Linked DNA regions of Homo sapiens: region 2 is linked to region 1. Evidence: chromatin contacts called from ENCODE Hi-C or POLR2A ChIA-PET data. All regions are on one chromosome and are shown on one strand. Each heading gives the region's core, a stretch centred on a gene start or an enhancer-like site at or near the end of the contact. The rest is flanking DNA. Distances are from core to core; before and after follow the strand shown. Region 1 has its middle 33 kb from the start of DNASE2B. Region 2 holds the start of LINC01555 (long intergenic non-protein coding RNA 1555).

Evidence for each region. A loop is a pair of places that touch in the nucleus more often than their neighbours do. ChIA-PET counts read pairs that join two places held with the same protein, here RNA polymerase II (POLR2A). Pooled maps may share reads with other maps.
Region 2: a loop to region 1 is called in a map of PC-9, with 4 times the contacts of the local background. The contact joins the promoter of LINC01555 here to the enhancer-like site in region 1. A Hi-C loop is called at or near these places in 1 of 168 maps with a recorded cell type or tissue (PC-9) and 1 of 50 pooled maps. POLR2A ChIA-PET finds 5 or more read pairs at or near these places in 1 of 52 experiments (activated CD4-positive, alpha-beta T cell).

The regions. Positions count from the first base shown.
Region 1 is chr1:84,364,049-84,367,718 of GRCh38, forward strand. It overlaps the pseudogene UOX. Among named protein-coding and RNA genes, the nearest start is that of DNASE2B, 33 kb to the right of the region's middle. RefSeq lists an enhancer at 1,111-2,310. Within about 2 kb of position 1,748, at least 6 of the 41 ENCODE cell types and tissues checked have a DNase peak (open chromatin) inside an H3K27ac peak, as active enhancers do; they include PC-9, where a contact is called at or near this core.
Region 2 is chr1:84,632,687-84,636,346 of GRCh38, forward strand. It overlaps LINC01555 (long intergenic non-protein coding RNA 1555), which reads right to left and starts at 2,334. Exons shown (of 3, transcript NR_027379.1): 1 at 2,246-2,334. LOC124904206 (a long non-coding RNA gene) reads left to right here. Exons shown (of 5, transcript XR_007066196.1): 4 at 2,588-2,762.

The DNA.
Region 1 (3,670 bases), core at 498-2,997:
ATTACATTCAACACACACGTATATTGAAATTTCTGTGTCAGGCCAAATACTACCATAGCACTTTACAAGCATTAACCCATTTAATCCTCAAAAGACCTATAAGGTAGGTTCTCTTTTCACCTCCATTTTACAGATGAAGAAACTTGTCTTATATTTACTGAGAGGTGGAGCCAGGATTTAAATGAGTGTGCAATTAACCACTATACCATGCAACCTTAAGTAGCAGTATCATAAAGGTGAATGAAGCCGTATTAACAAATAATACTAAGGGCTCATATGAAAGCAATTCTTAAAAATGGAGATTTGATTTTATTTTTTAAATGAAGATTTTTTAAAATGGAAAAGGTTACCCAGAATGTTAACGTGGACAAGTTTTCATCATGGGTTTCTAAAGCTGTAATTTGTGAAGCTTTATTACATGTATACAATGGTAGTGTTAGTCAATTGATATAATCAGCCCTCAAATCTGTAAACATCTTTAAATCATCAACTATATTTGTTTCTCTGGCTATAAAAGGAATAATTGTTCATATTTGGAAGATTCAGAAAAGTACATGGTGAAAAATGAAAATCACTCATAATCTCATCATCCAGAAATTGTCATTGCTGATATTTTCACATCTATACTCTCTAGTCTTCTTTCTAAATGTACATCCACCCATCTGTATATTGGCTTAACATTTATTAAATGTGACGTTTTGTGCACATAAGGGATGCATTATTCAAAGAAAATTTCTACTCTTTTTCAGTACCCTCATATGTACTAAATATTCTCTAAGGATTGAAAAAGTTTAAAATCAAACATTAAGATCACAGAAGTACTATCAGAGTGGAAATAAATAATCAATGATACATATGCTAGAGCATTCTTAAAATCAAATATTCAGTCAAATGAAGTAACAATGGTGATATTTTTCAATATAATTTTATTTCATTTTCTGCATTACTTAGAAGCATCAGTAGGATGAAAACAATATTTGTTTCTTAAACCTGTGCACAAATTAATTGATGTGACACACTCATTAATTCATGATTATTTTCTTAATGAATTGATTCTAAAGCTTCTCCAAGATAGGAAGGCATAAGATAACCAAAAAGAAATATTGATTTATAACTGTTCTAATACTGCTCAGCATTTTTAAAGTAAATTATAGCCATAAAGCCTGTTATAATTACTAATAAGGTAATCCACAGAATGCCTTGCTGAGCTAGGTGTAGAAGAAATAAACTGTTTCATATTGGAGGAAAGTGAACACTATAAATCAATATACTAGTGTGAAATTTTGCATGGCTACATGCTATCATCTCCAGCATCACAAATGACTTAAGGAATTCCTCAGCTGAGAGTGGACTCCTATTGGTGGCCACAATGTCACAGTCTTGAAGACAACTTCCTCTTGACTGTACCAGTAATTTTTCCATATGGATTGTCTAATGGCAGCAAGACCTGTAGAAAAACCACATGGTAATTTAAAGGACATTAAAATAGCCCTCTCCTCCTTTCTATGACTCAATATTAAAAACAAAAACAACAACTTACTAAACAGGAAAATGTGTATGTCCTCCACTAAAGTTACTTCAAGCATGGTAATGCCTTATTATTCTGGCAATAGTTGAGAGATGAGTCAATTTCCTAGAAAATTTAAAAGCTTTTGAAAAATGTTAATCATTGAGATATAAATGTTTCTAAGATGCATTCCATATCCCTGCTTTGTAAATGCAGTGTATTGAACACAATTGACCTTTCCTTGGTGACTCACCTCATCCATGAGTCATTGTCCAATGCTGTAAGATCACCATGGCCTCAGAAGTGTCTGAGGTCTGCAGGGCTGTTCACTCAATTCTAAATGGCTCCAGATAGCGGTGCTTTTAGAGTTCTTCCACCCTCCCACCCTGTCATTTGTCACTTCTCTGCTAGTGTTAATGTGTCCAACTTCCTGTTTCTCATGTGTTATGTTCACTTTGTACACATCTGCTGGGTGAGAGTCCAAGAGTGGCTCCAGACATCCTCAAAGTACAGACGCAAGGACAGCTTGTTCAGCCACTCAGGTGCCTTTATGTAGAGCCCTGACCCAAAGGAACTTAGGCCTTCCTGACTCCAAGTCCCCAGCTGGGCTCCATGAGGGAGCTGCAAGTCTGACTTCCTAGAGGGAAGAACCCTGTGGGCGCAGCCCCCCAGCATGCTGGGATTAGTGCAGACCTGAGGTGTCGGGGGCCCTCAGGAGCCCTCCTCTCTCTGCCTGGGGTCCTGAGCTAAGCACTGCTTGAGCCATGACACCTGATCCTTTTTTCTATGTAGGGTCCATTTGTTTTGCCTCTGGTGGACTTGGCCAGGATTACTTTCAGGTCGCTCTCCTGCCCGTTAGAAGGCTTTAAAAAGGCTTCAGATTCTAATTAATGGCATTCTGGTAGCCATGTCCTTTCCTTCCTCTAAAGTAAATACTGCTGCCTCTCCTTGTGGCTGGATGTACAGCATGTGGGACCAAGGTAAGGGCAGCTCTGCTTCCCAGAGAACTGGAACTGAATCCCTGGAGGTTTTCAGAATCTAGATCACCTTTGCCAGGCACCTAAGCATGACCTTTGTTTCCAGATGCGACTCCCGAGCCTCCACCTGCAGCTGATGGTGGTCAAAGCCTGCTAGAGGCCACTCACATTACTTGCAAAACAGAAAGGAGGTACCTGGCCCGAAGGATTGTGAGGCTTCTGGGCCATCAGGTGCAGAATGTGGGACCTTTAACCCCTTCATTATCCCTTATCCGCCAAAGGATATGAGTCTATGGGAGCAGAGCCATGCTAATAGATGGCTCCTTCCCTATCTTACTCCCCAACACATACTAAAAGAAGTTACTCGAAACAATGTTTTCTAGTTAATAGGAATGTGTGGGGAGCTGGAGCAAATTGAGAAATCTTATTTTGAATGTGGTCCAAGAGGGAAGAATGGTTCTGATCTCCCAAGAACTGACCACACCAACCCACCAGTCAGTACTTCAGGCTGTCTAGTCAGACACACTGAGTGGTTTAACATTCTGCCATGGCTTAAAAAAAAAAAACAAAAAAACAAAAAAACAGGAGAAGTGTTTCTCCAAGACAAAGGGTTGTTTTCAAAAAATTAATTTCCACATCTTACCTCTGTAATTGCAATTAGAAACATAAATACTCTTCCATGTTTTCCTGTGTGTATTTTATGCCACTGAATTGACTAGTTAATCAAAAGGTAGGAATGATGGAAGAAAGTGAAAATAGAATCTTTTTTTCTCCTCATTGCCTCATGATGGAAGAATAATGAAGCTGTGTCCTTGCATGGCACTTTCAGAGAAGCAGATCTCAAAGCTGTTTCCTTGGGCACACTCTGTTCCTTCTCTGTCTTTCTCTCTTGGACTTCCAACCTTCTATAATCACTCATCCACTTCGAAGGCACTCCAACCTCAGGCATTGAAAGGCCCAGAATTGAAGAGGGCTGTAATCACTGGCAACTATAAATATTCCCCAAAGCAACAGTTGCTTAAGAGTTTTATTCAGTGACATTATCATCCCAGGCTCATAAAGGGGCAAAAGGGGGTGGGACAGAGATGTGCTTTAAATATATTTAAAGTTCTCTTACCTCTTACCTCTTCCTTGTTGATCAGACCCATTTTGGACATGTCTATGTTGAAGTAGTGAATGTTTGGCA
Region 2 (3,660 bases), core at 1,084-3,583, 270 kb after region 1:
CATGTGTATGACAGTAAAAGATTTGCCTTCTAATAAGGGCAATATATTGAGTCCTACAATGTATCTCAACTCTGAAACTAATTTTCAATTAGGATATACTTCCCAATTTCCTGAAAAGCATGCATATGTCAGAAAGGTTCCCAGTATAAAAGTGTATTTTCCCAGATGGCTCATGATGGACCACATGCTCAGCTTGGAGAGAAAGAGGAAATTTACAAAAGCATAAAACGTGGTTCTGTTTTTCTCAGGGACCTTAGTTAAGGCAGAAAAATAAACTCATACAGCAACTGCAAATGAAAGAACTTCGTACCCACACACCCAAACACCAGGATTGGTGCATTAGTCTCCTAAGAGCCCTTCTTGCCCCCAGATCTGTTTCCCTTAGGTCATTCTCAGAACTGCCAAGTGAATTATTATTTAAAGTGTGAGTCATCTTTTTACTCCTCTGTATTACATCCTTCAGTGTTTCCAGGAAATGCCTTCAGGATAATGCCCAAGCTCCCCTTGAGGGATCAGATTCCAGACTATCTTGCTGGTCTGGTGTCTGGTCCCCTGCTTTGCCTTTTATGCTACCCAAAACCCCACTGTGAGTGGTGCCCTGGACATATCCCTCCTGGTTCACTCCTACTTATCCTTTAAGATACAGCTCAGGACACAAAACCATCCTCCCACTCTCATGAGGTACTGAGGAGTTCCCCTCTGCTGCACTCTCTCCAGGGAGATATCCACTCAAGATACAATCAATTACCTGGGTGTCTCCTTTTATACTGAGTTCATGAGGGCTCGGGACACAGCAGGTACTCAATAAATATTGGTTAAATTAACTTAGGAAATGCAGAGGAACCCTCCTTAAAGTTACTAATGACCACAATACTGCCAGCGTTTTTCTATATATTGTTTTCTTTATAACATTTGAACTTCCTTGGAATTCTCTCCTTCCTAAGGGTGGCTTTTTTTTTTTTTTTTTTGAGACAGGGTCTTGCTCTGTCACCCAGGCTGGAGTGCAGCGGTGCTATCACCACTGCACTGCAGCGTCAACCTGACCTCCTGGGCTCAAGTGATCCCCGCTTCAGCCTTCTGAGTAACTGGGACTACAAGCACACCACCATGCCTAGTTAATTTTTGTATTTTTTATAGAGGGAGGGTTTCACTATGTTGCCCAGGCTTGTCTCAAACTCCTGGGCTCAAGCAATCCACCTGCCTCCGCCTCCCAAAGTGCTGGGATTACAGACAAGAACCACCATGCCTGGCCTTGATATCTTCTTGATATTGACTCTCAACTCTCTGTCTCTTCACTCCATAAAAGAGCCTTTTCTTCCATATTTGCCTTTTCTTTTTTCTTTTTCTTTTCTCTTTTTTCTTTCTGAAGTAGAGACAGGGTCTCACTCTGTTGGCCAGGCTGGAGTGCAGTGGTGTGATCATAGCTCACTGCTGCCTTGAACTCCTGGGCTCAAGCAAACTTTCTGCCTCAGTTTCCCAAGTAGCTGGGACTATATGCATGTGCCACCATACCTGCACATTTGATTTTTGAATGCCAGTGATACCCAAGTCTCTACCTTCTGCTTCTCATTCTACCATCTGTCTCTTTTTTGTGACCTCATGTATGCCCCTAGCTTCAACAGCCACTTATGTATTGGCTCTCAGATCTCAATATCTATCCCAGACCTCTCTGTTGAGCTCCAAACTTATATATCCAATTGCCAACAGTAGGCATTCACATGGGTAGGCACTGCATACCTACCTGAGGAACCCTAATAAAAACCCAAGTTCATCCACACGAACTTGAATGGCTCAGAGACCCTTAAATTCAATATGTCCAGAACAATTCATTATCCCTGTGTCAGGGGTCCCTAAGATCACCCTTAAGCTTGATGAACTCACATGAACTAGAAAGACTCACAGGACTCAGAAAAGCTGTTATACTTATGGTCATGATTTATTACCGCAAAAGGTTACAGATTAAAATCAGCAAAGGGGCAGGCACCTGAGCAAAGTCTTGGAAAAAGCAAGCACAAACTTCCAGGTATCCTCTCCCAGTGGAGTCACAGCAATATGTGACAATACATGTGAAGTGTTGCCACAGAAGTTCACCCAAGACTTGGTGCTCAGGATTTTTATTGTTTTTATTGGGGGTCATCAGGTAGGTATGCAGTGCCTACCCAGGTGACTGATCTCAGCTACTCAGACTCCAGCCCACAGGCAAAAAAGGCATTCACCATAAATCACATTGTTAGGATAAACTTACCTAGTCACACCGGTACAGCATGGCCCGAGGCCTCAGGCATGCAAAATCACTCTTAGCAGGCAGAATGTGTAAGACTCAGAGGTCATTTTCCAGTCCTGAAGACAGACCTTTGCTGGGTTAACACACAGGCAACCCAGGTCTGCTGACTAGACTATTTCCTGCTCAATCCCCTAAAGCTGTTCTTCTGTAAGCCCTTTCATCCACCGCTATCTGAGCCAGAGATTGTTTTACTTAACACCGACATCCAATCAGAGTCTACCTGTAGGAACATGCATTCCTCTCAATCACTTCTTGCTTGGATTACTGCAACCTGGTATCATCTCCACTTTGCTTTCTTTTCAGCAGTTCTCCATATGGAATTAGAATTGTGATAAATGCTATGACAGAAGGATATGCAGTTAAAGCATTTGTAATAAATGCTTTAATAGAGGTATACTCACAATGCTATGACAAGGAGAGAGAGGGAACACTCTGGGTCACAGTTGTGCTTGACCAAGCACATCACTAAGCCTTCAGGGTAAGTTCAAAACTTCTTGAATCTGAGACCCTTTTAACCTGGCTCCTCTCTACCCCTCCCACTGTTCTCCCACACCACTTTGTTCTTACAAAGCTATTTGTAATTTCCCTGGAGGTCATTTGGTTTCATACCTCTGATCTTGTATGTTCTGTTCCCTCTTCAATACTTAACTCAAGCATCCTCTCTGACCTCCTATTCCGCAGGCTAAACATGCTTCTCCCCCTCTTCCCTGCCTCAGAGCCCTCCAAAACCTTTATTGGAGCACTTACTCAGGTGCCTTAAGTGGCCCATTGGCTTGTTTGCCGCAGTAGTTTGTTAGTTTCTGAGGGCAATGGCCAAGTCACCTTCCATGTTAGAATCCCAGCACCTAGCATAGCAATCCTAATAAGTACTCAATAAACATTTGCTGAATGAATAAAAGGGAGAAAGTTCAATTCTGAGAGCAGAGTTGTGACTGCCTCCCCACAGAGTCAGAAAAAGCTTTATAGATGTAAGAACCATTTAAGTTGATATTGAAGGAAAATAAAATTTCATCAATTTTTTATTTGCACATAACCAAAATTGTATTGAAAAACACCAAAATAGGAGATCACTGCTGCATACCTTACAAAATCAAACACACTTACTTATCTTGGTAGATGAACCAGAATTACTGAACTTATGATAAGCCTTTCTGGGACATAACAAATTCAGGATGTTGTGTGGATCATTAGTGTTGCTTTCTTTTAAATGAACACTCTTCTGTGAGCTTGGTGTTTCATCCTGTAGGCTGGCACAACACTGTTGAAGAACCTACACAAAGATCCACTGTCTGAGTGTAACTGCCAAATGGGTTCATTTTGCCCACTGCCTATATAGAACCAATTTATCAAGACAGAGGCACTGCAACACAGAAAGA